2 separate regions of the Mus musculus genome follow, and region 1 is linked to region 2. Evidence: chromatin loops called from intact Hi-C (ENCODE). Cell type or tissue: heart. All regions are shown on one strand. Each heading gives the region's core, and the rest is flanking DNA. Links, peaks and the distances in the headings are about the cores only. Region 1 overlaps Rap1a (RAS-related protein 1a). Region 2 overlaps Tmigd3 (transmembrane and immunoglobulin domain containing 3).

Region 1 (16,788 bases), core at 5,026-13,025, 120 kb after region 2:
TTATCTGTATTATAAAGTACTTGTAAGCACAGTAAATAAATAAAAAGGCTGTGTATTCTTGAGGGTACCTGAAAGCAAAACGTATTGTCTTTTAATACCTTTTAATCTTTATTGATTGAAGAAGTATGAACTTATACATATAGTCTTTGATTTGGAATTTGTTTTGTTTCAAGATAGATGTATCCTTCCCTCTCTCTTCTGGTGAAGTATTTATTTTTGGCATCTTATACTGTTCTGTTTTGGTTTATTTATAGAGTTATTGATGTATTTCCTATACTTTCTTAAGGTTTACACTCTCATAAATCAACCTATACCAGAATAGGATTATCCTAGGTGATACTTCTGACTCAGTATTTTTTATACAATCTTAATGTAATTAATACTATGCTAGATTCAAGCAGGTTTCTTTATGGAACCTCTGTAAACATTTCAAGAAACTATATTTAAGTTTTTAAAAATGTTTTTAGCTTTTAAAAATATATTCATTTCTTTCAGATTCATTTCTCCTATATAAATTTAGCTACTTGTACAATTTTTAAATACTTTGAATGTTAGTTCTGATTATTTTAATAATTACCCATAATCTATCTTCCTTCCTTCTTTCCTCCTTTCCTCCCTTCCTTCCTTCCTCCCTTCCCTCCTTCCTTCCTTTTTTTCATTTTTGAAGCAGTGTCTCTTTATGTAGATAAGGGTGGTCCTTAACTCACAAGAGACCTAGCTGGTTCTGCTTCCTGACTGTTGGGACTAAAGGTGTGTGTCACTATGCCCCAGCCTGTGAAAGTCTTTTTAAAAGGACCCCCTCAAGTGCATTTTTAAAGCTGATCTCAGTGACACACACACACACACACACACACACACACACACACACACACACCTGTAATCCCAGCACTCAAGAGACACAGGTAATTAATTGTTCAGCCATCAGGAGAGAAACTTCCTCCTGTACCAGATGGGAACAGATAATAGAGACCTACAGCCAGACATTACAGAGTGAGAGACCTTGGGGCACTCAGCCCTAAATGGGATATCTCCATCAAATTCCTCTCCTCTGAGCTCAGGGAACCCTGCAGAAAAGGAGAAAGAAAGTGTAAGACCCAAGCAAACAAGGCCCTCTAAAGGAACATGAGCAAAGCTCATATGAACTCACAGAGACAAAAGCAGAATGCACAGTTCTGTACCAGGTCCTCAGTGATTATGTTATGGCTTCCAGTTTAGTGTTTTTATGGGATTACTGAGTGTGTGAACAAGTGGGTCTCTTTATTTTGTGCCTTCTCTTGGGCTTTTTCCTTTGTTGGTTTGTCTTGTCCAACTTCAATGTGCTTCAATGTGATAGGTTTTGTTTTATCGTTTTTTTTTTTTGTTGTTGTTGGTTTTTTTTTTTTTTGGTTTTTCGAGACAGGGTTTCTCTGTATAGCCCTGGCTGTCCTGGAACTCACTTTGTAGACCAGGCTGGCCTCGAACTCAGAAATCCACCTGCTTCTGCCTCCCAAGTGCTGGGATTAAAGGCGTGCGCCACCACCACCCGGCTTTTGTTTTATCTTATTATAAATTATTTTGTTATATATTTCTTTAAAATGAATAAATGAATGACAGGCAGGCAGGCAGGCAGACAGACAGACAGACCAACCGACCTAGTCACTAGGGTAAAGGTTAACAACTGAACTGTTGTAATCCTGCTGGGAGAGGGAAAATCAGTTTTCTCCAATGGAGTGACACTGGGTATATCAACCACTACAGAGAAGGCCTCATGTTCAGCATAGTTGACCAACATATAATGGACTCTACAGTTGGGTGTGTGTGTGTGTGTGTGTGTTTGTGTGTGTATTTGGTTACAGTTGGGTGTTATTTGTTTGGGTGTGGTGCTTTGTTTTCTTGGTTGTATGGTTGTAACGGGTTGGGTGGATAGGAAGGGGAGAGGATCTGGAGGGATTTGAGGGAGGGGAAGGATATGGTCAAAATATAAAGTTAAAAATTGTTTTAAATAACAAAAAGTATAATAAAAAAGAACTTTCAAATAAATTCACACACCAGGGTGGGGGAGGGGCAAGAGAAATGAAAGTTTGAGGCTAGCCATTAAGTAATGATCTTGCTATATTTTATTTAAAAGTGAGATTTTAATTACTCTTAGTGTTCTGGCATGTTCACACCTAGAATAAAGGCTGGTTGTACTAAATCTGCAATTCATGGTGTACACCTGCCCCTCCACAGTTCAGACAGGATTGCTCCCAAGTACTAGTAGATTTTCTTGGAATTAAGTGGTTACTAGGTTAATTAGGTTCATTTTAGAAAAACTGATCTTGGAACTAGAGAGATGGCTTTTTGGTTAAGAGCAAGCAGTGCTCTTCCAGAGGACCTGGGCTTGGTTCCCAGCATTCACACTGGGCAGTTCACAACTGCTTGTAACAAGAGCTCCGCGTTCATGACACCTCTGGCCTCAGCGGGAACCTGTGTCAGGTGCACATAACCACACACATTCACTTAGTTAAAACTAATAACAGTAAATCCTTTTGAAAAAAAGCCCATCTTGATTTGTATTAGTGCTGTTTATCAAAGTGAAAACAGCCCTTTCTCTGATAGTAGTTTTTTTTTTTTGTTTTGTTTTGTCTGGTTTTGCTTTTTTTTTCCCCCCCTTGGTTTTTCGAGATGGGGTTTCTCTGTGTAGCCCTGGCTGTCCTGGAACTCACTCTGTAGACCAGGCTGGCCTGGAACTCAGAAATCCGCCTGCCTCTGCCTCCCAAGCACTGGGATTAAAGGCGTGTGCCATCACCGCCCGGCTTGTTTTGCTTTTTGAGACAGGAGTCTCACTGTGTTGCCTTCAGCTCTCGTCTTCTGCCATGCCCTCTCAAGTCACTGAGGGCTTGCTACTCTGCTCGACTAGTAGTATCTTTTTAATGGAATGGTTATAAAAACCTAACATTTTAATTGTGAATTTATAGGCTGAGGTTTATTATTTAACCAAGTTGAAGATTTCATGCTTTGGCACAAGATACAGCTTTCATGAATTTTAAGTATTTACACAAAGCTGCTCTTTTATCTTAGCATCACAGTTACAAATGACAGCTTTTGCTTGAGAATTCATGCATTATGACTTCAGACCTCCCACCAAACCATGAGTAGCTTCACTATAGCTCTTACCCTGCTGACTGCCTACTTTGTTTCCTGAAGACCGAAGGTACAGTAAAATCGCAAACTAATTTAATAGATAGTGCATGAAAAGAAGATATACAATTTTAATTTAGTTTTGAGCTAAAATATGTGAAATAATACAAAAATTACAATGTATAATGGACATTTGTATTTTATAAAACTTAAAATATTTCCATTTTCTTACTCGTTTTCCATATATTCTTGCCTTATTAAGTATTGTGATGTCAGTACCCATAGGACTTTAATTAGTAATGGCCACATGATAACAAGGATTATTTAACGAGTCTTTCAGAGAATACATCTCCACTGCTTATAGAAATTGGGAGATTTCATTTTTATGTTTTGTACTCTTAACTAAAAGTAGATTGTCTTTCAGGAAAGTATCGAGTATTAGTAATATGTAGAAGCCCATTTTTTACTCTCATTCTTTTTGCCCTTTTAATAATAATTTCTCAGTTTAAGCACTAGAGCAATATGGAAAATTTTAAGTCAATTTAGAAAAGTTAATTTTTATGAAGTAATAAATTGCAGAAGCAGTAAATACAGATAATCAAAAAGTATAGAAGATTACAAGTAAAATAAAATGACTATTGATTTGTTATTTGTCCTGAGAGAAACTTCTATTAAAACATACATTTTTAAATTTTAATTATTATTATGAGTATTTTGCCTCATGTATGTCCATGCACTACATGTGTGCTGTGCCCAAAAAAGGGCATCAGATCTCCTGGGACTGCAGTTACAGATGGTTGTGAGCCACCATGTGGGTTCTGAGAATCAAGCCTGTTACTCAGGAAGAACAGACAATGCGCTTAGCCACTGAAACATCTCTCTGGCTTCCAAAATACGCATTTAAATATTTTGTAATTTTACTTTATTTTTTGGAAATGTAGGACAACAAATCAGGGTCTTGTGCATCCTAGGCAAGACCATGGCCTTTTAAGAGAGGGGTCCCCTATGTAGCTCAAACTGATTTCAAACCCAAGATCCTCCTTTCTTAGTTTCCAAAATGCTGAGGATACAAGCATGTGTCACCATCCTCAGCTAACAGCCTCTGTTTTAGCTTTGTATATTCACAAGCTTCTAAATTCAAGTATGAGCTGGGAATCTGGTGTAATGGTACATGGCACATGCCCAGGATCCCAGTATTTAGGAGGCAGGAAAAACACTTTGAACTATGAAATACATAGTGAGATCCTGTGTTTAAAAACAAAACAAAAATACAGATAAAGTGAAACACCAAAAAAAATAAATAAATAAAAATAAAATAAAACTTCAGGAAAGACAGTGATTAAGTCCATGGTACCATGGTTTTCTTTAGCAAGTTGTATGTAGATATAAATAGGCAAACATTTTTATAATGTTTGTAATTCTCTTTTTAAAAAAAAGTACCATTGCAAACTTGATTATTCCAGTTTTGGCTCATCTAAAGTTTATAATTTATTCAGGCACTGTACTGGCTGGTTTTGTGTCAACTTGACACAGACTGGGGTTATCACAGAGAAAGGAGCTTCAGTTGGGGAAGTACCTCCATGAGATCCAGCTGTGGGGTATTTTCTCAATTAGTGATCAAGGGGGAAAGGCCCCTTGTGGGTGGCACCATCTCTGGGCTGGTAATCTTGGTTCTATAAGAGAGCAGGCTGAGCAAGCCAGGGGAAGCAAGCCAGTAGAGAACATTCCTACATGGAGCTCTTGCTTTCTGACCTGCTTGAGTTCCAGTCCTGACTTCCTTGGTGATGAACAGCAGTGTGGAAGTGTAAGCTGAATAAACCCTTTCCTCCCCAGCTTGCTTCTTGGTCATGATGTTTGTGCAGGAATAGAAACCCTGACTAAAACAGGCACTATACAATGACTTTTAACAGTGGTCTCCCTAGGTTATTATATAGAGTGGAGAGGTTTGTATTAATAAGTAATGTGAATCATAACATTGTAACTCTACTGTTTGCGCACATGTTTGTGGCACACACACACAGGTGGGGGGACATGGAAGAAGAGGAAAAAGAAACTTATGAGTTAACATTTCATCTTCTGAGCTTCAGGGCTGGAGGAGGGTGGAGAGCGGGGAGGGAGAGGGCATGCACACCACAATTCAGCAGGAGACAGGAGGACTGGTGTCTATGAACTCATAGTATATAATAAGACTTGATAATGACAATAAGTGATTGTTACTGGTGTATGCTTCTTACATTCTACTCAGAAATTACATGTATGGAGTAGAAATGCAAAGCATTCTAGTTACACTTCCACTCAAAGACAAGTTGTCAAGTTTCTAGACTCTATCTGTGCTCTTCCTGCTTAACTTGTGTGTGTTTACTATAAAAGAAGATGCTATGTTTTGCTGGCAGCTGGTGAGCCTCATATATCTCTTGCTCACCTTAATTCTTGATTAATCATTTATCTTTGTCTGGTTTAATCTTTTATTTCATTCATCATAGTCCCAACACACACACACACACACACACACACACACACACACACACCTACCACTACCATTTAGCTAAGCTATTCAGTAGGTTATGCCATCTAGGGCATGGGCAAGTGCACTATGATGTTTCACAATGAAGACTCCTAGTGACTTAATTTCTCATATCCCTGCCCTTAAGTGACATGTGACTATACATTATTACAGGGAAAATCAACATCATTTGTGTAGTGCAAATTACAAGATGGCTGATAAGTCAGTATGATATTGAGGTTAACAACACAGTGTTAGAGCCAAACTGCTTGGATTATAATCATGATTCTATGATTTATGTCTGTTCTCATTGGTCAAGTTAGTTAATTTTATTACCTAATATAAGATGAAGATAATGGATCTCTACCTCATAGGAATGTTACAAGGATTGAAAACATAGTACACAAACAGTGTTCAAAACACTGTTTTGTACATGGTAAGTTGGCAATAAATAATAGTTACAGTCAATTTATTCTTTTGCAAGGGCTTACTGTATAGCTCAGCTGGCCTCCGGCTTGTGATTCTCCAGCCTCAGCCTTCCTCATACTGAAGACTGTACAACAGCACTCACCCTTTGTTCATTCTCTTTTCTTTCTATTTTAAATCATATTTTCTACCATTTCTACCTGTTTCTTGTCCATTTCCCCTGATAATATATTAATGCTTGCTTCAATAAATTAGACCAGGAAGTAGCAATTTTTCTCCATAAAAGGTAGCAGGTACTATATATTTTAGACTTTTAGGTCCATGGGGTCTCTTGAATATAGTCAACTTTCTATATCTGTACTTTCACCAACAGTGGGGTCAGAAACTTTCTGTAAGTTGTATCTTCTGAGAAACCTCAGTTTTTCTTCTTCAGGCCTTTGTGCAGTTTAGATGTTGCTTACCCACATTATTGAGGATAACATCTTAAAATGAACTGCCTGTAAATGTTAACCACACTTGCATAGTTACTGTAGAGCGGTACCAAGATGAGATTCCTGTTAGAATAACTGAGTACTGTAGCCTAGCCAGGTTGGTACGGCTCTCAAACAGTTCAGTAAATATTTATTCATCACAAAGATGAACAAGTGTTGGAAATGATGAATAATGAAAGCAGAAACATATGTTGGCTTGAAGGATAACAGAATAACAGAACTTAAGTTGAAATAAACAGGTAGAATCCCCAAGAGGAATTAGAATTAGGAATTAGGTATGTATGGGGTCCTTGACTTCACTGTGCAAGTGGTTTTCTTCTTATTTTTTTAAGGTGTACCATAGTCAAAATTAATGGGCTTTATCCATTAATTTTTCTTAAGATTAGCTTCCTGGGAAACTCATTGTAATGGCCTTACTTTGATTTTAGTTCATATTTCCTTTATTCAGTCCAGAGAAGGACACCTTGATTGACATTCACATCAAAACTGTATTTATGGAGATAAGGGTTGCTTTCCAATAGAGAATGAGAATACCGTTGTTGTCAAGAAAAGGGGCAAGAGGGACAATAGAGATTCAAAAATAATGTAACTAAATTCACCAGCTCTTGTTCCCACAGAGGGACAGGTGGTAAAGACCCAAACCAGGCCCAGAACATGTAAAATTCCACAAGCTCAGATAATGAGTTGAGGTCTTCACAGACATCATTGAAACTTGAAACTTTTGGGCCTTCTAATCTTTACAGAAATTATTCCTGTGCTTTAAAAGCAAAGATTTTTGTTCTGTATTCATTTAAGTTGTGTTTCTTATATTTCCTAAAGTGCATATTTGACTAACAACGGATAGAGAGAGGATATAATGTAGTACGTGAGGAACGTAGGCGAGGGTCCCCAGTCGCCAGCTACATTCTGAACACGTGGTTTTGGCTTGCATTAGAAGATGACTTGAGAGGCGTAAGTTTGTACAGTGACGAAAATCAAGCCCCTTACCTCTTCCTTCAGTTGGCCAGCCTCCCTATGTACTACTAATTCTCCTCTGAGTTTTCTTTGGGGAAGTCTGTTAAGAAGTGATGAGGGCCTTTATGAACACAGTGGAAATAGAGACAAAAAAGAGTAAATGGTTGAAAACAGTGTTTTAGAAAATGAAATTTGTAGAAGTAGCTTAGCTACCAGTCTCACAGATTGTAAGTTTTCTAGCTTTCAGGACTTGCAGAAATACGAAGGACAAGTAAAGAGGATGGCATCTGATGTGAGGACAGGTTCATGAGACTTGAGGACAAAAGATGATAGTGACCAGATTTGGTATATCAAGGTAACTCAGGCAGAAAGACAGACACTGCATATTCTTTCTTTTTGTGGATCCTAGCTCTGGAGATAGGTTTGAATACTGAGGAATTTTTCCTTATCAATTGTGAGTGTGTGTCTAATGTACATAACATTATTAGTCTCTCTAATTCGTACTGTGTTGAGAATTTGCTCTTCAGTGAAAATAGCTGCCCTATTTAGTGTCCAGGTCTAAGTTTACATATAAATTCCTTTGTAATCCTTATTCTTAAGATATATATATATAGTAACAATGTTAATATTTAGTAACAATAGTTTCCATTTTGTAGAGCTTATGTTTGTATGCTTAAACTTTGTCATTTAATATGAAAGTAATCTTGGTAATTTAGGGTTTATTCTCATATACTACATTTTATTTTTTAAATATATCTTAATTACTTTTTTAAAGTAGATATTTGCTTTTCCCATAATTATGACTATTCATAATTTTAATTACTTTTTATGAGTTTTTTTTTTACTTTCAGAGACCTTCATTTGAATGTTTTTTAAAAACATTTATTTTATGTTTATTTATTGCATATATGTATATACATGCTGCGTGAATGTCAGGGTAACTCTCTGGAATCAGCTGTGGTCCCAGAATGGAATTCAGTCAGGTTGTTAGGCTCAGTGACAAGTGTCTTCACCTGCTGAGCCATCTCACTGTCCCAGGGTGTGGATATCTGTGACCCTTGCCCACTGCTTTTCAGCACACTGGTATCAAATTCAAGGTCTTGTGTTCTACTTTCTCAATCTAATTTTCTCTAACCTACCACAGTAGGATCTCCTCACACATTCTAGATAAGCATTCATTCTATAACCAAGCTAATTTCCCAGACTGCTATCTAATATTTCTTTAGTTGAAAGAAAGATACAGTTCATTAAGAACTCTGGAGAGTTGGTTCAGTAGTTAAGAGTATTGGCTGCTTTTCCAGAGGACCCAGGTTCAATTCCCACACCCACATGACAGCTGACAATCACCCTTCTCTCCATTCCTAGGGGATCTGATGCCCTCTTGTGGCCTCTGCATTCACTGCACAAAGTGCACAGTCTAACATGCTAACTCAATGTACTTAAATAAATAAAAACAACTTTTTTTAAGAACTAGAATTAAAGAGATAGAACTGTGATTAAGAGATATTTTCATCAAGCAGGTTTTTCCCAGTGTTCACATTTTATTTCTAGTCATAAACACTTCTAACCAAAATGTTCTACTCAGTAATTTTCATGGTTAAATGTCTTAAGAACTTGCTCAGAATCACATTTTCTAAGAGGCTTTCATTGATGCCTGCAAACAGTCTCTTATTTTCTAGATTTGATGTAAACAATCGGGAATAATGAAAGTGAAGGTAGGGATAGTTGGTTATGTTGATGAAGATAAGTAGAGCTGAATAATTACAAATTATTTCCTGGTGCCATTTTTACCAACAGACAGTATTTCAAATATTTAATGTATTCTGTTTAGCAAGAATGGTAGCACATTTTCAAGCATTTTTTAGATCTGAAAACAGATCTAAAGTCATTGGTTTGGGCTTTATTTAAAGAATTCAGCCATCGTGAACAAAGAAACCTACTGAAACAGGACCAATTTTGAATTTTTAAGATAGCAGATAAAATTGATAATGAGAGTGAATCTATGAAGGAAGTATTGCCTTGTAGATCAGCCTGTTCTATTCTATTGGGTTCTGCTTATTGAGTCCCTTTTTTTTTTTTTTTTTTTTTTTTTTTTTAATTACCTTCTGGTCATTGGATAAGGAATGAAAGTGAAAGCACACATATTTTTTTCTTGCTTTATGTTTTTGCTGTGCTCATACTGTAGAAAATGATACATGATAAACACACTATTAACTTTACTAGTCCATAGGAAAGCTAGCATTTTAGATAGAGTTTAAGGTAAGCCTGCAAGTACCAGTCTTGTTCTTGGCTTCTGATTCTGGTTCCATAGATTATTGTGGGTGGTCGTTGGTAAAATACTTTTCCTTCCTGACAGCCCTACTTTTCCTCTCTCCTTCCCTCTCTCCCTCCCTCCCTCCCTCCCTCCCTCCCTCCCTCCCTCCCTCCCTCCCTCTGTCCTTCCTTTCTTATTGCCTTTTGAGACAAGATTTTACTCTGTAGCTAAAAGCTGTAACTCAAGCTGGTCTCAAACTGTGTCTCAGTGTCTCAGTTGCTGGAATTTCGTGAGGCTCCACTTCACACTGCTTTCTAACTTTACACTTTTTAGCTGTAAAATATGAAAATGTCATTAAAAAGGTGCACTCTTGTTATTTGTGGATTGGGTAGGACTGGAGATTGTTTTGTGTGTGCCTGTTTGTGGACACCAGAGGACAACCTCTAGTGGTTTTCTTGGGCTGCGGTCCACTTTTTTTTCCTTCAGTCAGGGTTGTTTGCTGCCTGGAACTCACCATTTAGGTTAGCCTTAGGAAAAATCTGTTTCCACTTCCCTACCGCTGGATCTATACATGTGAGCCACCAGGCATGCCCACATTCACACATGCACTTACACACACACAAACAGCACACACACACACTGATGGTTGGTTTTGTTGTTGTGGGAACTTTTGTTTTTATGAGTTCTGGAGCTTAAACTCAAGCCCTTGCGCTTGCAGATAAACCATTTTATTAATTGGGTAATAGACTCAAGTCTCTGGGCCAGCATTTTTTTTTGTTAAAGATTTATTTATTTGTTTAATATATATGAATACACTATAGCTGTCTTCAGACACACCAGAAGAGGGCATCAGATCCCATTACAGATGGTTGTGAGCCACCATGTGGTTGCTGGGAACTGAACTCAGGACCTCTGGAAGAAGAGCTGGTGCTCTTAACCACTGAGCCATCTCTCCAACCCTAGCAATTCTTATGTTAAGAGGAATAAGTCATTCTTGGGGAGACAAGCACTTCATTTTCTTACCCATACATGAATATAATCAACTGGGTTTACTAGTGGCTGAGAGTATAATGGTGGCTTCCCAGAGACTGGAGGAGTGGAGTATAGAGAAGGACAGAGTGTGGTAAATTAATGGTACAATGTTACAGCTAAACAGGAAGCCAAGGTATTCCAGACTGTAGATAATGACAGTGTGTTTTAAAAGCTAAAGAAAGAGATTTAAATGTTCTCATCACAGAGATAACAAACATTTGAAGAAGTAGTACACATTGAAACACCACATGGCATCTCTCAAATAGGAACAATTTTTACGAGTCAGTTAGATGACTCATAAATTAGGGTCGTGCAGATAAATTATCATGGTCTATGTAAAGTCCCTTTATTTTCTTATTGGTGATCAATACTTTGCTACTGATTATGATTTTGTATATGAAGTAATTGGTTGCTTCTCATAAAAGTTTTAATAGGCAGTTAATATTTAAAGAATCTAGGAAACAGTATTCCTCTTTTCCTAGAATGAACTAAATATTTAAAAGAGTGATTATTGTCTTAGATTCCTATGAGCTGGGCATTGGTTTGGATGCTTTTAATTAGACTTAATTAGTCTTCATACCATTCAGTATCTGAAACCAGTTTGCTGATTTTTATTCCTCTATTAGAAGGGCTTTAAAAAAATCACTGTCATGTTCTTTGATGTCATTAGGACTCAAGAAAAATAATTGTTATGACTATGAAGACCCAGAGGACTCTTGTTTATACTTATTTTGTACTTACTTTAATTATACTTCCTTTATATATACTTACTTTAATTATAAAAATTTGGTTTATACTTACTTTATACTTATATTTACTTTAATTATAAAAATTTGGTCTTGGTTTACAATTCTTCCTGCATTGTATATGAGTGATGGTGCATCTCACTTGATCTTGAGTTCTGTGAAAGGCAGCCCAGATAGCATCACTGAGAAAGAGCTGCTTCAGAGTAGAAAGCTAACTGCCATTTCTTCGTTTTCACTCTGCTGTATCACAGCTTCTGTGCATAGTCACTTCCTACAAAGATTTAATCTTTGTCGAGCAGTTTTGAGGTTCACGGCAAAGCTGGGCACACAATACAAAGGTTCTCACATGCTGGCTGCACCTCTTCCTCCGTTCACAGCAGTGCCCAGGAGAGCCACTAGGCTGGTGGATGAGCACATGGCACATCATTATCACTGAGTGACACACTGCACGATGATCATCTTCTTTCCATGGGTTTGAACAAACGTGTAAATGATAATGTTGTTTGTACATGATAGTACTATATTGAGGAATGTCAATGCTCTAAAATGTGCCAGACTCCCCCTTTTATTTGTTTTGATTGTATATAAAGTAAGAAAAAAACAGTAAGTTCTTTCACATTGTATTACTACACTTTTCACCTTATGGCTTTAAGATTCAGAAATACTTGATTTCAGCAGGTTTTCAAATTTTATGATGTTTAACAATTAATTGACTATAAGTAAAATTTTGAATCACAAAATCTGCTCTGTATAGTGTGTGCATATCTTGTGTGTGTATGTGCACACATATGTGAAGGGCAGAGACATCCTTGGGCACCCTACAACTTCTCCAAATATGCTAGACAAGCTGGCCCTCCAGCTTTTAAGGCTCAGCCATCTCCACTTCCCAACTTGCTGTCAAAGGACTACAGGTGTTCTCCACCATGTCCTGCTTTTGACTTGTGAGTGTTCTAGGAACCCACACTCAGGTCCTCAGACTTTCCAGGCAGGAGCTTTACTGATTCAGCTGTCTCCTCAACTATGTCTTAGAACACTCTTAGACAAGTGACTCACGGTAGTTGCTTTTTGTCTTCCCCTATCTCTTTTCTGTTATTTTTGGGATAGGATCTTATTAGTATTATAGGTATATGCCACACTGTGCCCTGGTGAACTGTCCAATTTGAAAAACAAAAGTGATTTTGTACTTACAGAAGGAATTTTCAAAACTACCGTGCATTATGTCATATAATTCCTGTAGTGAGCTGCATATATATTTTTACACATTTCTTAAATTAATATATAGTTACATTACTTTCTCTCTTCCTGTTTCTCCAGCATATCTCAAGTCGTCTCCTCTTTCCATTCCCCTACTCTCAAATTAATAGCCTCCTTGTCTTTTTATTGTCATTGTTATACATGTATATATATAATCTTGTACACACACACACATATATACACAAGTGTATGCAAATACAAATGTATACATACAATCTGCTGAGCCTGTTTTTGGTGTTTGTATGTATATGGTTTCAGGGCTGACCTTGTTGTATTTGGATAACCAATTAGGAGGCTATCTTAGTTACTATTCTACTGTTGTGAACAGACACCTTGACCAAGGCAACTCTTAGAAAAGGAAGTGTTTACCTGGGGGCTTGCTTACAGTCTTAGAAGGTAGGTGTTTTACCTGCATCTATGCCTGTGTAAGGATGACAGATCCCCTGGAACTTGTGTTACAGTTGTGAGCTGCCATGTGGGTGCTAGGAACTGAACCTGAGTTCTTTGGAAGAACAAATGACTTAACAAGCTGTAGGAAATTGGCTAGGTTACTAGTGCAAGACATGATTTTCCTCCTGTTGAATTGACCTTAAGTCCACTTAGCAGTTGGTTACCACCAAGGTGTGTGTGCCATCTATTGCCCCTCTAGTGGAGTGCTGTCTCGGCTTCTTTGGTGGCTCATAGGTACCACAGCTGAGCAGGACTACTTGCTTTCCTTCCTAGGCAGCTTGCATAGCTTGTATTTTCAGGTCTGGAAGCTAGACTGTAAGAAGGAGGCTTTCAGGTTATCTAATCCAAGTCCTGTGTCCAAAGTATGCAGTGTCTCATTCACAATATGCAAAAACCTCAAAGAATACAAAAAACAAAGAATCTCAAGAAATAAATAACCCAATTAAAAAGTGACTAGGAATCTAAATAGGATTTTTCAATAGAAGAAATATAGTTAAGAAATACCACAAAAAGAAATAACTTCATGGGGGCTGGAGAGATGGCTCAGTGGTTAAGAGCACTGACTGAAGGTCCTGAGTTCAAATCCCAGCAACCACATGGTGGCTCACAGCCATCTGTAATGAGATCTGACACCCTCTTCTGATGTGTCTGGAGACAGCTACAGTATACTTAGATATAATAATAAATTAATTAATCTTTAAAGAAAAAAAGACATAACTTCATTATCCTTAGCAGTTAGGGAAATGCAAATCAACAGATTTGAGATGTCATCTTATCCCACTCAGAATGACTAGCTAGATCAGCAGAACAACTGACAGCAAGTGCTGGGGAGGCTGTGGGGAAAGGGAAAGCCTCACTCCCTGTTGGTGGGTGTGCAGATTGATACGGCCACTCTGGAAGTCAGCGTGGGGAATCCTTAAGAAGCTAAAAATAATCTACCATGTGACCCAGCTATACCACTCTCTGGCAGATACCCAAAGAACTGGACACCCTACTCCAGAGCTACTTGCTCAGCAGTGTTCATTGTTGCCCTATTCAGAATAACTAGGAAATGGAAACAACATAAATGTCCCTCAGTAGATGAATTTATAATAAAAACATGTGGTACATCTACACAGTAGAATACTATTTAGCTGTAAGGAAAAATGGAATCATGAAATTTGTAGGTAAGTGGATAGACCTAGGAAAAATTACATTGAGTGAAGTAACCCAGACCTGGAAAGAAAAAACAAAACAAAACACTACATGTTCTTTCTCATCTATAGTTCTTAGCTCCAAATCCAAATATAGAACATGGAATAACCACAGAAACCAGGAAAGTAGAGAGAGACCATGGCAGGAGTGCCTGGCAGAATAGCAGGATACAAGTGATATGAAACAGGAAACAAAAATGGAAGGGGGGGTCTAAAGACTGAACTCTCTTGGTGGCAATCTTAGAGGTCCTGTTGGTGTGTGTGTGTGTGCTTGAAACATAAAAGTTTTGAATTTTGATGTCCAGTTTTTTTTTCCCTTTTAGTGGTTGTGTTTCAAGTGTCATGCCTCCAAAGTTATTGCTAACCCGTGTCATGCAGTTTCTATCTGTGTTTTCTTCCATGGAACTTTACTTAAGCTATATCGTTTAGAGTGTGAGCCCCATTTGGTCAGTTTTAATATACAAAATGGGATCATTCGTTTTTTACATGTACATCTGGTTTCCTGGCACTGTTTATTGAAAAATTGTCCTTTCCTGACTGTCTCCTGTAAAACATAATTTGGCTGTGTTTGTGAAGATTTATTTCTGAGGTCCCTATTTTCTACAATTCCTCTATATATTCATTTCTACACTGTTAAGAACATGAGGTTCTTAATAGATGTGGGGGTGCCTGCCTCTAGTCTCAGCACTTGGGAGGCACTGAGGCTGAAAGATGGCTTCTAGTCTACATAGTGAGTTTCATTCCAGCCAGAGATACATAAAAAGACCCTGCCTCGTATACTCATATAACAGCAAAATACTAACTTCTCCTTTAATTTCTTTTTTAAAACTTGGAATAGTAGAAATATATTGTTTCCAAATATTTGGAGATTCTCATATCTTTGCTACTGATTCTAAATTTGATTCTATCAGTTAGGATATATTTTGCTCCATGCAGTTAATTTTTTTATTATATATATTAAGTACGCAGCTTAATATTATACATATTAAGTACACAGTTTCTTAAAAGACTAAAGATCATAATGTCTAGAACTGAGAAAATAAGTAAATAAAGTTATATAAAAGAACAAACATAAAGACTTGTTATATATTCAGAAAACTGACTTTTTTAAAGTTCACTTATTTAAAAATATTGATACAGGATGTAAGCCATTAACTATTGCTTCACTGCCTTAAAGAACAATTTTATTAGTGCTGCTTATGTGGAGAGACGAAAACTACTCATGTGACTATCATGTCTTAGTGACACAATTCAATGGGGGCATTTTTATATTATGGAAAAGATAACAAGTTTAAGTATTGATCATTTTAGAAATACTGCCTAAACATTTAAATATACATTCCTTCCCCAATCTATTCTAATACAGTTTATGGACTATTAAGTCAAGCTTCAGAAGTTAAACTTTTAGCATTGATATAGTCAAGCTGTAAAAGGAACTGAGACTGGATTCTGACAGTTTTTCTTTCTTACATAGAGCACTATCTATTAGAAATGAGGATGTTAACTATTCCACACTGGAATCAGTTTCAAAGATGAGGCCAGGAAACCATGAAATGGATTGAAAAGGGATGAAAAGTGATGGGGAAGAGGAGCAGGCTCACCACAGCAGAGCATAGCAATTTCGTGGAAAACAAAAGGCATTTTGTATGGATTAAATTCCCTTACATTTATTGAGACTTGTATTTATAGTATAGAGTATTTACTCTGTTGGTAAATTTTTATATCCCCTGAAAAACAATATATATTCTATTGTTGTTGGTGGAATATTCTCTGAGTGTGGGTCAACCCTGTCCTTACTGGCTTTGCCTATTAGATCTGTCAGTTACTGACAGGTGCTATCATCTGTCAGTACAGTACTATTATTATAAGCAAATGTGAGAGATTTGTTTCTGTTCTCCTTGTTTATACATTTTGGTATGTTGTGTATTCATTTCCAGCAAATGTTATTTGTTAGATCAGCAAAAGGAAAAGTGAAGTTTATGGTTTAAACCATTGTCATTTCTAAAGAATCTCACAGTTCTTGCAAGGTAGGCCTGTTGATGACAAATCTGTTCAGTTGTTGTTTGTAGAAGTCTTTTCTCCCTCATTTTGAAGGATAATTGACCTAGATACACAATTATATTGCGGCAGATTTTGTCTGAATGATTTAAACATTTTGCTTTATATCCTTTTTTGTGGTTGGAAGAAAATTCTGATGTAATTCTTATCTTAGCTCCTCCTCCCTCTGGCTCTTTTGGCCATTTTACTCTTTGTTTTATTTTCTTGCTGTCTGAGTATCTGCCCAAGTAGATGTTTTTATGTTCACTCTACTTGGTGTCCTCTGCATTTTCTGAGTTTGTGGTTTAATGTTTTTCTTGTTTGTTTATTTTTTAGCAGTCTCCCCCTC
Region 2 (16,788 bases), core at 4,863-12,862:
AGTGGTGGGGAGAAACTAGAGATCATTCAGGGACCAGATGAGCTGTGGGTAGGATTGGGTAGAAGAGGTGGAAACACTAATCATGTAATATTTCCACCCTCAGCCTGCTTAACACAAAGATCTTGTGATAGAGACAATTGTGATGCACACTTTAATCCCAGGACTGGGGAGACAGAGGCAGGCAGATCTTTGTGAGTTTAAGGGCACTCAGATCTACCTAAAAAATTCAGGACACTCAGGGACAAAACTGAAAACAATTTTTACACACACACACACACACACACACACACACACTCACACACACACACACACTCACACACACACACACACACACACACACACACATACACACACACACACACACAGTGCAAGAGCAGCAGGCACACTTATCCACTGAGTCTTCTCTCCAGCCCTGGTGTTTACGTGGGGTGTTTTATTTTGTTTTGTTTTTGTTTTTGTTTTTTGTTTGTTTGTTGTTTTACGTTTCATCAGCCCCCCGAGTGGCCTTTCCTCTTACTTCTGCTGTAACTGCCTTCTTTCTGTCCTCTTCAGAGGGGAAGTTACAGAAAGCAATTTCTACCAAGAGGCAAGAAAGAGTCTTCCTTAACAAAAAGCAATTGCAATCTCGCTTTGTTGGTTCCTAGAAAAATCTCCATCATTTGCCACAGACAGAGAGGCAGGACAGGAGATCAAGCTTTCTTCTCTATTTAAGGCTTGTTGGTCAGGAAACGGGCAGCTTCTACATTAACAACAACAGAAACAAGGTGACGGTCCATGTTTTGTTACATTGAAAAGCAAGGTGGACAGGCTGGAGCGATGGCTCAGCTATAAAGAGCAGTGGATGCTCTTCCAGAGGACCATAACCACCACGGCTTCCCACCCAGGATTATGTTACTCCCAGAGGTTTCTGCGATGCCTTGGGTGCTTCTTCTCTTCGAAGGAGAAATGTCCGTTCTTTTTTGTTTTCTGAATAAACAGAGAGCACCAGTGTTCAAGGGCGAGTTTGAGGGGTGGAAGAGAAGTTTCCATATTCCCTCACTAGCTTGTCTTATGACCATGCTAAATATCTGTTCACTGGGGATTGAAATCCAAAAGGCAATCCAGGAGAGGGGGCAGAGAGACCAGGATAGACAGCCACCTCACACACCTGTTACCTCACTGGTACCCATGGACCCAGTCTCTCACATCTTCTGTTACCAGGTCCTGGTTCCTGATAATAGCTTTCGTTATGATTCCCAGGTTAGTGGGGTTTGAGCCTGTTCAGGCTCCTGCCATCTGCTTCTTTCACCGAAGCCATAAGCCCACAGCTCCCAGCAATTCCTGGCTCCGAAATTCCCTTTCACTTCTTCGCCTGTGCACACTCACTAGGTCTAGCAGGATCTCTTCCTTGCCCCCACCTAGAAAATAAAAAGGCTCCCCTCGAGGCAGTTCTCTAACAGGACCTTGAAGAAAACTTCCTATACCACCTGTGATGGTTTGGATATGCTTGGCCCAGGGAGTGGCACTATTAGAAGGTGTGGCCCTTTTGGAGTAGGTATGTCACGGTGAGTGTGGGCTTTAAGACCCTCATCCTTACTCCCTGGAAGCCAATATTCTGCTAGAAACCTTCAGATGAAGATGTAGAACTCTCAGCTTCTCTTGTACCATGCCTGCCTGGATGCTGCCATGATCCCACCTTGATAATGGACTGAACCTCTGAACCTGGAAGCCAGCCCCATTAAATGTTGTCTTTTATAAGACTTGCCTTGGTCATAGTGTCTGTTCCCAGCAATAAAACCCTAACTAAGACACCACCTCTCCCTCATGTGGATCCACCATGCCACCCTAACAGCCTCCTACCCAGACTCTATAGGCCTGCAGTTCCTGGAGACCCAACCAGAACTTTTCATTTTTACACCATGTTGCCTGGCTGGCCAGCAGTATACTATTGCTCAGTGAATGACTAGAGATGCTTCTTAGCATGCCAGGTGACAGAAACCTGGCACTGGGTACACAGCTACAGAAACCCTCAACTAGGACCTGTTAGGTACTCTCCAGGACACTCTGGTGTCCTGGAGTTTTATAACAAAATAACATTTTATTATTTGTGGTCTCATCCAATGTCTTCTGGAGAAAGTGACAATGCTTGTTAATGATAAGCAAGCAGAGGCGCCAAAGGGTAAATAAATTGGCCATGACAGCACAGTTAGGAAGTGACAAACTGACATTCAAACCCATATGGCTGGCTTCAGAGCCCCGTTTCTGAAAGGTAGCCCTTAGAAATGATGAACCACGATATGTACTTGTACTGTCACAAGTACAAGGAGCCCCTCTGTTTGATGTCACTATGTGATCAATATTAGGAAGAAATTAATACTGTAAAATGTGATGTTTAGGCCAACAAGATTGTGACACTAAAGCATACGTATGAAGCAGATTCAGTGCCTGCTCTGAGGTAGGAAGAGATGGTAGGACCAGAGAAAGGGCCACATAAGCAGGCCACTGGTGACATTTTGGATCTCACAGAAGACCATTTATAGGACCAGAGTGGGGGAGAAAAAAAGGTCTATTTAAGAAAGTTTTTAATAGTGAATTGAAGATAAGCTCGGATTTCCCTGCCATTTTTTTTTCCATCTGAGAGGAGGGGCACCATGAATTTCACTTCTACCGGCAGAGCCTGATTTCTACAAGGGAGACAAGGATGGACTCTGAGGAGTTTCCAGTCTGACAAAGTGACCCGAGTCCAGGAAAAGGCCTCCCAAGCTCTAGCCTGGAGCAGCACAGCACAGCTCAGCTATTGGCTGCATAGCATCCTGAAAAGGCTGACCAGAGAGAGGACACACATAGGCTCTTTTGCATCTTCTCAGAAAAGCCTAGATAACCTCAACTGCCAGTCTTTGACAGAAAAGTGTATTAGCAGGAGACCAAGGTTGGGGTTCCAGAACCCAGAATTACCCAAGCCACAGCCAAGACAGGATGTTAGGCAGCTGGGAGATGGAAACTGCTGCTTGGCTGCTCAGAGCTGACACGATGCTGTGGGCATACTTGCATAGACCCATGTCTACTCACTTCCTCTTGAAGTCATGACCACTTCCCTCAAAGCCTCATGCTTCTACAGACCTCGCTATGTGCCAGCGAACAGTGGGGCCTTAGAGACAGCCAGTGCTCAGAGTCATCTTTGAGGGTGTCTTCTCCTTGCCCCCTTTTTTATATGCTCCTTCCCCACTCTCTGTCAAAGTACCGGTAAGACCCTAAGACTTCAGGTGACTTCCCAAACTCACTGCTCTTCTTAGAGCTGGGCTGAGACCCTTTCAACTTACAAGGCCTGGGACTCTGAACGTGAAGAGTTCTCTAAAGTGAGTATCAGTAAAAATGAAAAGGATGGATAAAGACCCAAAACCCCAAGGTTCCTGTAACTTGGGTTACAGGAAATCCTGCTCAGGGAAAGGGAACTGCTTGTGACTAGGTGCCCAAACCTTAGCTACCATGATTCAACCACGCCCAAGTGAGCCAGGCCTCTAAGCCCAAGAGAAAGTCTAGCGCAGCAGTTCTCGGCCTGTGGGTCGCTAACCACAGATGACACCTTCACAGGGGTCACCTAAGGCCACCGGAAAACATACATATGATACATACCCTATGATTTATAAAAACATACATATGATAAATAAACATATGATACACACCTTATGATTTATAACAGTAACAATATGATTTATAACAGTAGCAAAATTAAAGTTTTGAAGTAACAATGAAAATAAATTTATGGTTGGGAGGGGTCGCCTCAACATTTGTATTGTATTAAAGGGAATTTTACTAATGGGCCGTGTTATGAGGAAGGGCTAGAGGATTCAGCTATCCCTAATACTCTTCCAGATTATAGGCTCTCAAAATATGTCTTTCAACTACCTGTGTCAGCTTGTGGTTTGAGTAGTTGAGGTCTGGCTAAGGGGCTATGCTCAGATGTGGCCACCAGGTGGCAGCACATTTCCACCGTCCTCTGAAACACAAGCTGCCGCTAAGGAGAGAAAATGGGGAGGGCTCAAAACTGGCCTCAGCCAACCACCTCGGACTTTGCAAGGGAGACCAGGAGCAAGGAGGGTAGGTAGGCTGCCTATGGTCAGTCCAATCTAGTCCCACATAATATTCTGATCCTCTGGACTCAAGAAGGCTGGCAAGGAGCATGAACAGCCTAACAAAAAAAGTTTTGCATTTTGCTCCACAAAGCAGGAACTCTCAGCAAATAGAGAAGGAATGTGCTTAAGTCTGTTCTGCTAAAGAGCATGTTCTACAGTGGAGACCAGCCCAGTCTGGTCTCCTGACTTAAGGACAGGGTGGATTCAGAAGGGGTCTGCTACCGTGTGATATCTGCCGTAAGTAGATCTCACCGGGTTGTGCATTGTTGGTCCTTCCCCCATGTCCTCCAATCCCCAACCCATCCTCCTGTAGGCACAGGGCCCTCTGGTCACTGTCCTGATCTTTTCAAAGCCCATAACTTATCCAAACGTCCTTGAGCCTCTTCATATCCCAGCCTCCTCATTCCAGCCTCAGGCCTTCAATTACCCACCCTGGTATTTTTTCACTCAAGTAGGGGACTCCCGCAGTCTCTGAAGTTCATCTCTGATTCCACACAGGTCAACTGTGAGTCCTGATGTCATTTTCAGTGACCTTTACGTAAGCACTAACTAGCACGTGCAGGAACGAACCCGGGATAGAGCACCGCCAGTCCTAGATGTGTATAGTGGGGCTGTGCCTTGGCCTGCTTCTTCTCAACCCACCCTACCCTTAGATGAATTGAGCACATTCTCCTGGAGAGAGCAAGAAACCAGCAACCTCTACCCCTTCGATGACACGTCTTCTCTTACTCTACAAGGTCCTTCTATCACGAGTGTGTGAACCCTGCCATTGACAGGGTGCTAAGTGACACAGCCCAGGCTCCTTGCTTGGCGTTTTATACCTGTCACTTATAATCGTGTGCCAAACTTAATCGTAAGTGCTGCTAACTCATTTCACTGGTGAGGAGACCACAGCCTGGTGCGAGGTGGCTTTCAGGGAGCAAGTGGCGGAGCTGGGATCTGAACCTGCATTAGTTACTTCTCAGATTTCTTTGACAAAATCTTGAACAAAGGTAACTTAAAGAAGGGAGGGAGGGAGGGAGGGAGGGAGGGAGGGAGGGAGGGAGGGAGGGAGGGAGGACAGTTACAGTCAACTACGATGGGTAAAGGCCAGAATCTGAGTCAACTATCTTAGCCCTTTCCAGTGAATCACACAAGAATAGGCCAACACCAATTATACCAAACATAAACTGTGACTGGGCAGAAGCTCTTCAGTGTGGAAGGGTGTGCATGATCCATGGGTTGGGCCAGCTACTGAGAACTACTGAGAACAGGATTTTTTTTTTCTTTCTTTTTTGCCAGTTTTCTGGTTTCTGGTTCCTCCTCTTAGGCTGTGGAGTAATGGAGGGCAGCCTGCCAATCCTCCCTCAACCTTCTCCACCCCACACCCCTGCATCTAGTCCATGGGCAGACAGCATCAGGAAACCACATTACTTTACTTCCCGCTGAAGGGTTCCCCCAATAACTTTATTTCCCTCGGCTTTTCATTAAAGCTATTGTTATACAGAGTCTGTCTCAGCATTTCATCACGGTTAAAGATACTACATTGTTATTGCTTATACTGAAGGTTTAAGAGACCTATTTCCCCGAGGAGGTTCTAGGAAGGATGTTGCTCTTCTAATACCTCTCCTGCTCTGTTCATTAGCTTGGTGGCGTAGGTTGTTCCTGGGCAGCCAGGAGCTCAGAGTGGGTCAGCACAAGCCAGGCTTGTCTCAGCAAAAAAAAGACTTTTCTAGAAAAGCTGCACGCATTGTCTCAACTTCAGGCTTCTAGTATCCTTTTTTAAATTATTTTTTTATTTTTATGTGTGTGCACACACTTGTGTGAAGGTGGCATAGAGACCAGAAGTCATCATCACTTGCATGCAGCTGGAGTTACAAGGCACTCAGAACCACCTGGTGTGAGTGCTGGTAACTGACATCAGGTCCTCTCAGAGAGTAGTGTCTCAGCGTTTCTATTGCTGTGAAGAGACACCATGACCACGGTAACTCTTTTTTGTTTTTTTAAATGTATTTATTTATTTTATATTTGTGAGTACACTGTAGCTTTACAGATGGTTGTGAGCCTTCATGTGGTTGTTGGGAATTGAACTTTTTAGGACCTCTGCTCGCTCCAGTCAACTTTGGTCACTCAGTCCCTGCTTGCTCCAGCCCAAAGATTTATTATTATACATAAGTACACAGTAGCTGTCTTCAGACACACCAGAAGAGGGCATCGGATCCCATTACAGATAGCTGTGAGCCACCGTGTGGTTGTTGGGATTTGAACTCAGGACCTTCGGAAGAGCAGTCAGTGCTCTTACCCTCTGAGCCATCTTACCAGCCTTATAAGCAACTCTTATAAGGAAAACATTTTACTGAGCAGGCTTACAGTTCAGAGGTTTTATCCATTATCATCATGGTAGGAAGCATGGTGGCACGTAGACAGACATAGTGCTGGAACAGTAACTGAGAATTCTACATCTAGATCAGCAGGCAGCAGGAAGAGACCATAAGCCACTAAACCTGGCTTGAGCTTCTGAGACAGTGACAGTTCCTCCAACAAGGCCACACCTCCTAATACTGCAACTCCCCTATGAACCTAAGGGAGCCATTTTTATTCAAACCATCACAAGTTGCCATTGCTCTTGTTTGTTTGTTTGTTTTAAAGATTTATTTATTATTATATGTAAGTACACTGTGTTTTTGTCTTCAGACACACCAGAAGAGGGCACTGGATCCCATTATAGATGGTTGTGAGCCACCATGTGGTTGCTGGGAATAGAACTGAGGACCTCTGGTAGAGGAGTCAGTGCTCTTAGCCGCTGAGCCATCTCTCCAGTCCGTGGCAAATGCTCTTAACCACTGAGTCAAATCTCCAGCCCTGGCTCCTGGTATCTTAGTTGTCATGCTCTGTTCTTTTATTATGAGCACATGCTTTTGGGAAGACTGCAAGTCACAAATAACGAGCACATAGAAGGAACTTTGGTGTTGCTTCCCATTCACCCATAGGGATTTGTGTAATTCTAAAAATAAAATACCCAGCCAGATGCATGCTTGGAATCCCAGAAGTTGGGAGGCTGAGGCAGCTTGATCTCTGTGAATTCAAAGCCAGAGCAGACTGCCAAGGTTACAAAGTGAGACCCTGTCTCTAGAAACAAGAAACAAAACATGGCAAAGCTGTCATTTTAATTGAGTATCTTGGAGAGGACTCAATAACAGAGCTTGGGGCACTGATGCCCAGAAGTATCCGGGATGGTGCCACCCACGGCACAGGCAGAACCCACTTACCATTGTATGTACAATCAACTCCCAAGAAGGATCAAAGGCGCTGGTGGGCAGCCAGTGGCCCCTCCCTCACTATGGATTCCATTTCAGCTTATGCTATCCTCTCTTTGAGCACTTTTATGCTACTTTGGAGTTAAATTGTTTCTCCCACTTCCTATTCAACTTTGGACCTCCAGGAGCCTCTTATAACACCTGGCAACATGGGAGACCTGTTTTATGTTGGAGCTGAATGCATATATTATTCCCAGGTCTGTCCCCACCCTACCCCCACACACATCCCACCCCAGCCCAAGAGGGTGCTAACCATGTCACTGTGTTGGGCAGAAGCTGAGAGGAACGAGAGGGTCCATTTTTTGTTTCTTTGTTGCATCTTTTCCCTGCAGTCTTTTGGGGTTATGTTACTCAGTCTGGTTAAGAGGCCCTTAGAGAGAATGCCTTACAAGACAGTTTGTGGCTTCTCTATGCTTGTTTACCACCACACGTCCATTCTCTCTTCAGTGTGATTTGTCTAATCTGATGCCATGGGCACCCTGTTTTCTGTGTTCCATGATCAGAGCTCTGTCATTTGTTCTTGGCCCTGTTCTTCTTGCTTTTTCTGTAGGGCTTAGAACTGTTCCTGGTGTTACACTCATCACTTTTCTTGTCCCAAATCAACATTCACAGTGAGATTTTAGAGCACAAGTGTGCTAGAAGTGGAATTGAACATGAGAGGAAACTGGTGCCCAAAGTGACTGGTTTGAGGTCAAAACCGGCTAGCCAGAACATTTAGCTCCTTGTTTATTCTGGTGCCCACCTCGCTGAGCCCACAGATGAACACCCTAGGACCACCCAACCAGACAGTGATCCACTGCATGTATGTGTCATGGCCAGTCTCCCTGCCCTGTCCATCCAGGTTGATGTGCCAGCCAGTCATATCACCTCTTACTGGAAGTTACCTTCCAGACCTTCAGCACTCAAACCTGTGCCAGAGTTCTCTGCCTCGGTGAGATTCCCGCATCGAACCACCTCCTGTCCCACTCCATGTACACACAGGGCTTCTGCCTCCAGGTGTCAGGCCTGTCCCACTGCATTTATGCCCTGAGGCCCAGCCCCGGGGAAGAAATCAAAATGGGCTGGCTGCCAGCGAGTGACTCAGACGTTGAACATGCCACGTCCTTCTTGCTTTGTGAGCTTTGTTTCTAAGCGGATAACCTTGGCCACATTGCCCAATCTCCCATGTCTTTAATTCCTCTTTGGTGAAGGAGGAAGATTATTCTTTGGGACCTGAAAGAAGTAAAAAACACCCAACATCTGGGGCAGGGTCTGGACCACTCTTAGAGTCCTGCACCCATGCTCTTCCTGTGGGCCTCATGGGCACCGGGCCAGTGACTCCTCATGAGGTGCTTGCTGGTTACTGAACCAACAGGAAGCGTCTCTATACCCACAGACCCTCTGTGAACCGTGAACTGCAGGCTGGCTGTGCCCCTGAGGTTGGAATGGTCTAGATGTGGCTTTCCTTGGCACCTTTCTCTCGTCTTTTGTTGAAGAAGCTTTTTGCTCCAAATCCTCTGTTGGTTTTCTGAGCTTCAGAAACTGGACTCACCCGAAGGCGATGGCAGGACGGCGATGACGTCTTCTCCTATCTTCTCTACTTGCCAGGAAGTGAGTGGCTTGACCGCATGAAGAAGCTTGTGCCAGGGTTCAGCTATGAGACCGCCCCCCTTCGTGAGCCCAGGCAGAGGCCAGCCTGGGGGGTCTGACTGCAGGCAGTTCCTAGACAGGCAGGATGGAGCACCCGCAGCCACAGGGGCCTCTCCGTTGCTGCAGGTGAAGCCTGGCTATCTCAAGAGCCCGCCCTATTCAGAACCATAACCACAGTTTCTGTGTCTTACCTGTCACTCATTCTGGAGGGCGTGGCAGAGCACTTGGCACTTTTCAAGGCTATAAAAAGGCCACCTTCTGGGCAGGGTGTGAAGGTTGATGAATATTATGGTCACCTCCTGCCAAAACAGCTGCTTGACAGACATGAAACGCACGGCACACAATTTACGATTTAATGCGCAGCCTATTCATTTGTGTCTGCACTTGATCCTGAATACCAAACACTTTCTAACCTTTCATTAACCTTGGAATAGATCCTGACTGTGAAGGGCCAAGGAACCAGAATGACTCTCCAGTCATTCCCGGGCCTCCAGGAGAATGGCTCTTTCTGACCTGAACCCTCCAGGATGACTCAACTGACCCACTCTGGGCCCTGCCAGATGGAAGCCAGATAGATGTTGTTTTGGTGGCCCCGGCTGCAGCAGAGGCCAGCAGAAGTCTAGGTCACTGCAGATGGTCCAGTCTCTGGTCCTTTCCAGCCCCCACCCCATCTCTATCTAGTTCCCATGACTGGGGCCTTTTGTGTCATCCTGAGGTTGGCACTCTCTCACTTCCCGACAAGAATGCTGGCTGTTGTTTCTGAGCAAATGGAACGAATGACCAAAGAGAACCCCAAGCAATCTGCAAACTGGAAACATCTGCAGGAGGCGAGGGCAGCTGCTGGCTGGGTGGGGCTCCAAGGAACTGCCGGAAGGTCAGCCTAAGGGAAGGTTGCTCCAGAAACCTAAGTCCAAGCAGGGGGCGTGTCCTTCTGGGAGAGGGAAAGTCAGTTTTCTTTAAGGGCATGGCCCCTGGAAGGTCAATCACACTACTGTGGGTGGATCCACACCCACTAATATATGGACATCGAGAACGGGTTATAAAAATAATTTTTTAAAGGACATGAAGTTAGGAGGGGTTGGGGGTGGGCGTATTCTTGGGAGGAGTTAGGGGAGGAGTAGGGAGTGAACATGATCAAATATGTTGTGTGTAAGGGTGTGTGTGAATGTATGTGACTGTATGAGTATATGAGTTTCTCTGTGTGAGTATGTGTCTGTGAGGGTATGTGACTATGTGAGTATGTGTATGTGAGTGTAAGTGTGTGTGATCCTCAAAGGATTAATAAACATTTTTAAAGGGTTACTTCACGACCCTCCTCACCTTCCACTTACAGAACTCCTTGCCTGGCCCTAACCAAGTCAAGGAGCTATGCTGTTGTTCTCCTAAATACCATTTAGATGTTAGATGTGGCAAAGCCGAAGTGGCTCTCATTTCACAGACCCAAAGAGGAAGCAGGTGCGATGACTGCCCTACCCACGGCAAGTAAGGGAGGGCGCAGGTAGGAGGGATGCATGGTCACGCACACACAACACCACATCACCTTCCGTAAAGGCTAAGTAGCTCGCCAGAGGCTTGGATAGCAGCTGCTGGAGTCAGGTGACACAAGGCCTGGAGCAGATCAACAATCCAGCTGCTGCTTTGAGAGCTGGATTTTCCTCACTTCTGCAGTAGCTGAGGTTGAGCGTCAGAAGCTTGGGCCCAACAGAAAGGTCGTGCAGAGCCAGCTCTTCGTCTGCAGGGGGAAATCTCAAAAACCCAACTATTTCTTGACATGGACTCTGAAGTGGAAAGAATTTTCTAAGCGTCACATGGGAGTTACTGTGGAAAGACACAGACTAGCTTATTTTGCCTGACTACACAAGGGCTACTCAACCAAGACTTCTACCTTCTGTGAGACCTGATCTGTGTTCTCTTGGGTCTTGGCAAGGAAGTACTAATTTCTAAACTATTCCCTCCCAGGCTTCAGCCTGCATGTATGATATGAGAGAGAGAGAGAGAGAGAGAGAGAGAGAGAGAGAGAGATCTTTGAAATCAGAAGAGGGTGTGGCTCTGTGTGATCCCTGATTAGAGCTGGGGACCATAGCAATCTCCTGAGAAGACTAAGGAGGGCCCTTCCGGGAGGTAACCAGAGGTTGAACGAGAAACCACAGACATGCATTATCGCAGGCAGCCATTGGGCACCAGCTGCACTTCAGGGCCTCCACCATATACTGAAGACAAGAGGAAGTGAGAGGGATCAACAGGAACTCGGTTGAGGCCGTCCCCCACCCCCAGGAGCTACCGAGATCTCCACTCGCCTCCTTTGATATGTACGGTGAAGAGACTGACTGGGACAGGTTGCTGATTCATCAGCACACAGTCTGAGGATGCTAGAAGTGCACCTAGCCAGACATCCTATCCTCCCCAGGAACTCAGAGAGACCTCGGAGACCACAGAGGGCAGCCCAGCCTGGTTCCAGAAAGGGGAGCTCTTCGGAGGACAGACCATTTGAGGACACAGTAGCACCCCTGTATTTATCTGGATACTACGGATCCGGTCAGAGGATTCCGAAGTGGATGCTGTGTGCTACCTACACACTCTGAGACTAAGCCTTAGGCCTGAAGCTGGGACTCCTCCACACTGTCCTGTCACGAGTCCATTGGGGGGTGGAGGGATTGCGTTCAGCCTGACCGAGTCGGCACCATTGGGCTCCCCACTCAGCCTTTGCCATTTGCCCATACAAAAACAGCTCTCACCTCCCACAGCCTGACAGGCTGTGCCAGAATAGGACTACCAAGGAAGCAGAGGACACAAGCCAAAAGGAAGTCACAAAGATCAGCTTAAAAATAACCCTCTCTTGTCTATCATGAGGAGGAGCTCTGAGGGAGATATAGCCCAGGGTAACAACAGAAAGGTCCCACAGCAAATCAGCAGAGGTTAGGCTTCAAGCACCACCCCCCAACCCACTTCCGCCAGCCAGCATCTGTTTCCTTTCCTATATTTAAACAACCAGGTTAGTGAACTTTTAGTGCTTTTTCTTTTTTCTTTCTTTTTTTTTTTTTTCTTTCTGGCCAGGGCAGAGCAGGACCTTTCACAGAACACATGGGCCATGTTGACACTTGAGGTCTTATAGCCTGTTTTGTTTTTTTTTTTTTTTTTCTGCTCAGTTTCTGTATATGTGGGACCCAAACATCCTGAGACAGCTTCCAGCCCCATTATTTTTGTGCCTCAAGAAGAAGAGCTGGAACGTGTGAGAACCAGAGGTGGAAGGATGGTGGGCAAGCAGCTGGGAGAGTCACCCAGATGCTGTCCTACTGTGGACAGTGCAGGGCACTTTTGATAATGGTTTGAATTTGAACTATGCTCTGACCAGTTCAATTTTTAAACCCTGGCTTCCCAGCTTTTGATGATAATTTGCAGGCGGTAGGAGAAGCCTGTTTAGCTTCAGGAAATGTGTCAGCATGGGTGGCCCTTTAAAGGTTTATACCAGCCAGGTCCCACTGGGTCACTGCTTCACTGTAAAGAACATTGCTCCTGCCAAAACCTCCCTGCTGCAATGGCCTGAAACCATGAGTCAGAACCACTGTTTGCGTCTTTAAGTTTTATTGTCTGGTATTGTGTTGAAAGGATGAGAAAAGTGACTGATGCATTTGTCTAAGACCAGGAGAGGCAAAGGGGTCCTGCAGGACACCAGAGATACAGACACTATCATCTGCACCAACCCCAAGTGCTGCCGGGACAGTCTCTTCACAGTTAGGCCCTCAAGACTCCACACTATTTCCAGCGTCATCATTCTCTCTCTGATAGAGCTGCATAAGGGAAGGCTACTGTGGTTCTCCAGTTTACAGCCTACGTTATTCAGGTTATGGTGGCTCTGTCTCACCACACACACATACACACATACACACACACACACACACACACACACACACCACCCTGTACTTGCTAGGAATTGTCTCAGGTCTCAGGAATCTTCTAGAACAGTGGTTCTCAACCTTCCTAATGCTGTATTCCTTTAATACAGTTCCTCATGTTGTACTGACCTCCCCTCATCATGAAATTATCTTGTTGCTATTGATAACTATGTTTGCTTCAGTTATGGATTGTAATGCAAACATCTGATATTTACTATGGTCTTAAGAAACCCTTGTGAAAGGGTCATTGGACCCCAAAGTGGATGAGTCCCACAGGTTAAGAATCCTAAAGATCTCTCCTTGTGGTGGGGAGGAATGCTGAGTAACCTAAGAGCCCATACTCCTTGTCTTTGGCCAGCAGGTCTCATACATCACTAAGAGATTCTCTCTCTGGATGACTCTGTGCTGCCTGACATTGCAGGGTGAGTTGACGGGACCCAGCAGCTATCGCTGCAGTAAAGCAGAAAGGCCCCTGCCAGCAGCCTTCTGCTCTCCTCTCCACATATCCAAGCTGCCAGCAGATAGAGGTTAGGCTTTCACACTTCCTTTCCCTGAACATAGAAACCTCCTAACTTGTTAATGTTCTGGAGATCTGCCCTGAGTTGAACATTACTGAATTTCAGCCCACAAAAACACAGGCCAGAGGGAGTGTTTCAAAAGCCCAGCTCTGCCCTTCTGCAGCTGCGTGATCTTCAGCAAGTGACTAACTATTGTGAGCCCATTTCCACAACTGTCAAATGAGATTCAAAGAGATACAGAGAGGTGTGAGAAGTCGTGGAGATGACATTTATGAACACCTGGCTCCTTTCCTGCAGGTCCTCTGATGGTTTCTACTGCTGGGTGGATTCTTTGCTTATTTGGTTGGAGTCCCTTTCATACTCTATATTAAATACTTTAGAGGCTCTTGTTGAAATCAGTGTTCTTCTGAGCTGACAAGATGGCTCAGCAGTAACAGCACTCACTGTCAAACCTAACAAGTGGAGTTTGCTCCCCAGAACCCACACCGTGGTAGAAGAGAACTGATCCCTGAAAGTTGTCCTCTAACCATTACACATGTGCTGTGGCACAAGTATGCCTACACACACACACAACTACAAGTAAATAACAAATGTTTTCTTAAAAACACTCCTCCTAGTGTTCTCCCTAACCACTTCTCTGCAAGAATAGCGAGTTATCAGTTGAATGCTTGCTATGCTATGCAGACTGGCCCTTCACATGCCTTAATGGATTTCCTACAAGACAGATATTATGATGGCCACTTTACAGGCAAGCAGGCTGAGTTAAATTATATATATCAGGCCCCAGAGCCTCCACTTGAAACCTTTTGGCTAGACCCAGGCTACAGTTGGATGGGCTGTAGTTACCACTGTTTATAGAGAATTTTCTGAGCTCTACCAAGAGGTGGGTGATCCTTTTTCAGAAGTTGGTTTGTGTGTGTGTGTGTGTGTGTGTGTGTGTGTGTGTGTGTGTGTGTGTGTGTGTTTCATTTTGTTTGTCTGTTTTATGTTTTTTAACCAAACCACACTAAACAGATCATTTACTAATGACAGCACTGTTAATTTGGCACCTACAAATCTTGTGTCAGACTCTAAATGCACTGCCCCTAAGCCAGGGATTTTTTGGTTTTCACTCCACTGTCAGTTTGGACGAAGTAACTTCTCATTGTGAGGGTCGATGTCTATTGTGTACTACTATGTTACTGGATATTAGCATCACCCATGCCTTCTACCCACTGAATACCAACAGCAGTCCCAACTCCCCAAATCATGACAATCCAAAATGCCTCCAAGTCTTGCCAAATATTTCAGGGTGGGGGTGCAAAGTCCCTACTGGGTGGAAAATGCTTGCTGCTTTGAACACAAAGTCTGAACTTTATAGAGGTTAGGCTGTTTTCCCAAGATCACAGAGGCTGGCAGGCACAGCAGAACCGAATCTGAACCAAGGCTTAAATGTTTACTCTGGAACCATGCTTTTAGTTCCTAAATAAAGAAAGCACAACCTTGATACCTCAATGTATTAAGCTGTCATTACAGCCTTGTGTCCCTTGTGCCTAAGATCTGGCCTGAGCATCCATCTATCCAACTTTTTTTTTTTTTTTTTTTTTTTTTTTTTAAGGATCACTATGAAGGTTAACATCTTGGGAAACAAGGACCATTCTTTTTTTTTTTTTTCCCCATAAACTGTGTTGTTTTTTTATTAGATATTTTCATCATTTACATTTCAGATGCTATTCCGAAAGTCCCCTTATACCCTCCACCTGCCCTACTCCCCAACCCACCCACTCCCACTTCCTGGCCCTGGCATTCCCCTGTACTAGGGCATATAATCTTCTCAAGACCAAGGGCCTCTCCTCCCATTGATGGCCAACTAGGCCATCCTCTGCTACATACGCAACTAGAGACATAAGCTCTGGGGGGGCGGGGTGTACTGGTTAGTTCATATTGTTATTTCTCCTATAGGGTTGCAGACCCCTTTAGCTCCTTGGGTACTTTCTCTAGCTCCTTCATTGGGGGCCCTGTGTTCCATCCAATAGATGACTGTGAACCTCCAATTCTGTATTTGCCAGGAACTGGCATAGCCTCACAAAAAAACAGCTATATCAGGGTCCTGTCAGCAAAATTCTTGTTGGCATATGCAATAGTGTCTGGGTTTAGTGATTGTATATGGGATGGATCCCCAGGTGGGACAGTCTCTGGATGGTCATTCCTTCTGTCTCAGCTCCAAACTTTGTCTCTGTAACTCCTTCCATGGATATTTTGTTCTCCCTTCTAAGAGGGAACGAAGTACCCACACTTTGGTCTTCCTTCTTCTTGAGTTTCATGAGTTTTGCAAATTGTATCTTGGGTATTCTAAGTTTCTGGGCTAATATCCACTTATCAGTGAGTGAATATCATGTGTGTTCTTTTGTGATTGGTTTACCTCAGTCAGGATGATATCCTCCAGATCTATCCATTTGCCTAAGAATTTCATAAATTCATTGTTTTTAGTAGCTGAATAGTACTCCATTGTGTAAATGGACCACATTTTCTGTATTCATTCCTCTGTTGAGGGACATCTGGGTTCTTTCCAGCTTCTGGCTATTATAAATAAGGCTGCTACGAACATAATGGAGCATGTGTCCTTATTACCACTTGGAACATCTTCTGGGTATATGCCCAGGAGTGGTATTGCTGGATCTTCTGGTAGTACTATGTCCAATTTTCTGAGGAACCGCCAGACTGATTTCCAGAGTGGTTGTACCAGCTTGCAATCCCACCAGTAATGGAGGAGTGTTCCTCTTTCTCCACATCCTCTCCAGCATCTGCTGTCACCTGAATTTTTGATCTTAGCCATTCTGACTGGAGTGAGGTGGAATCTCAGGGTTGTTTTGATTTGCATTCCCCTGAGGATTAAGGATGTTGAACATTTTTTTCAGGTGCTTCTCAGCCGTTCAGTATTCCTAGTTGAGAATTCTTTTTTAGCTCTGTACCCAATTTTTAATAGGGTTATTTGATTTTCTAGAGTCCACCTTCTTGAGTTCTTTGTATATATTGATATTAGTTCCCTATCTGATTTAGGATTGGTAAAGATCCTTTCCCAATTTGTTGGTGGCCTTTTTGTCTTATTGACAGTGTCTTTTGCCTTACAGAAGCTTTGCAACTTTATGAGGTCCCATTTGTCAATTCTAGATCTTACAGCACCAGCCACTGCTGTTCTGTTCGGAATTTTTCCCCTGTGCCCATATCTTCGAAGATTTCCCCCACTTTCTCCTCTATAAATTTCAGTGTCGCTGGTTTTATGTGGCGTTCCTTGATCCACTTAGACTTGAACAAGGACCATTCTTAACTTTCACAACTTCAGCCACTGTTTTTAAAAAGC

The links. A loop is a pair of places that touch in the nucleus more often than their neighbours do. Peaks named below come from ENCODE experiments on the same cell type or tissue, not always from the same donor. Only the 100,000 strongest peaks of a DNase experiment are listed, where the experiment ranks them.
Region 1: a loop joins it to region 2, with 5 times the contacts of the local background. A loop is called at or near these places in 27 of 42 quality-filtered maps.

The regions. Positions count from the first base shown.
Region 1 is chr3:105,763,792-105,780,579 of GRCm38, reverse strand. All of the region lies in intron 1 of Rap1a (RAS-related protein 1a), which reads left to right. Among named protein-coding and RNA genes, the nearest start is that of Rap1a, 29 kb to the left of the region's middle. In heart, for the core only: CTCF peaks have their summits at 8,859 (motif pointing left) and 11,899; no DNase peak of the experiment used is centred there.
Region 2 is chr3:105,887,143-105,903,930 of GRCm38, reverse strand. All of the region lies in intron 1 of Tmigd3 (transmembrane and immunoglobulin domain containing 3), which reads right to left. Among named protein-coding and RNA genes, the nearest start is that of Adora3, 8.9 kb to the left of the region's middle. In heart, for the core only: a CTCF peak has its summit at 10,737; DNase peaks (open chromatin) are centred at 8,470, 9,140, 9,770, 11,910 and 3 weaker places; H3K27ac peaks cover 2,921 bases.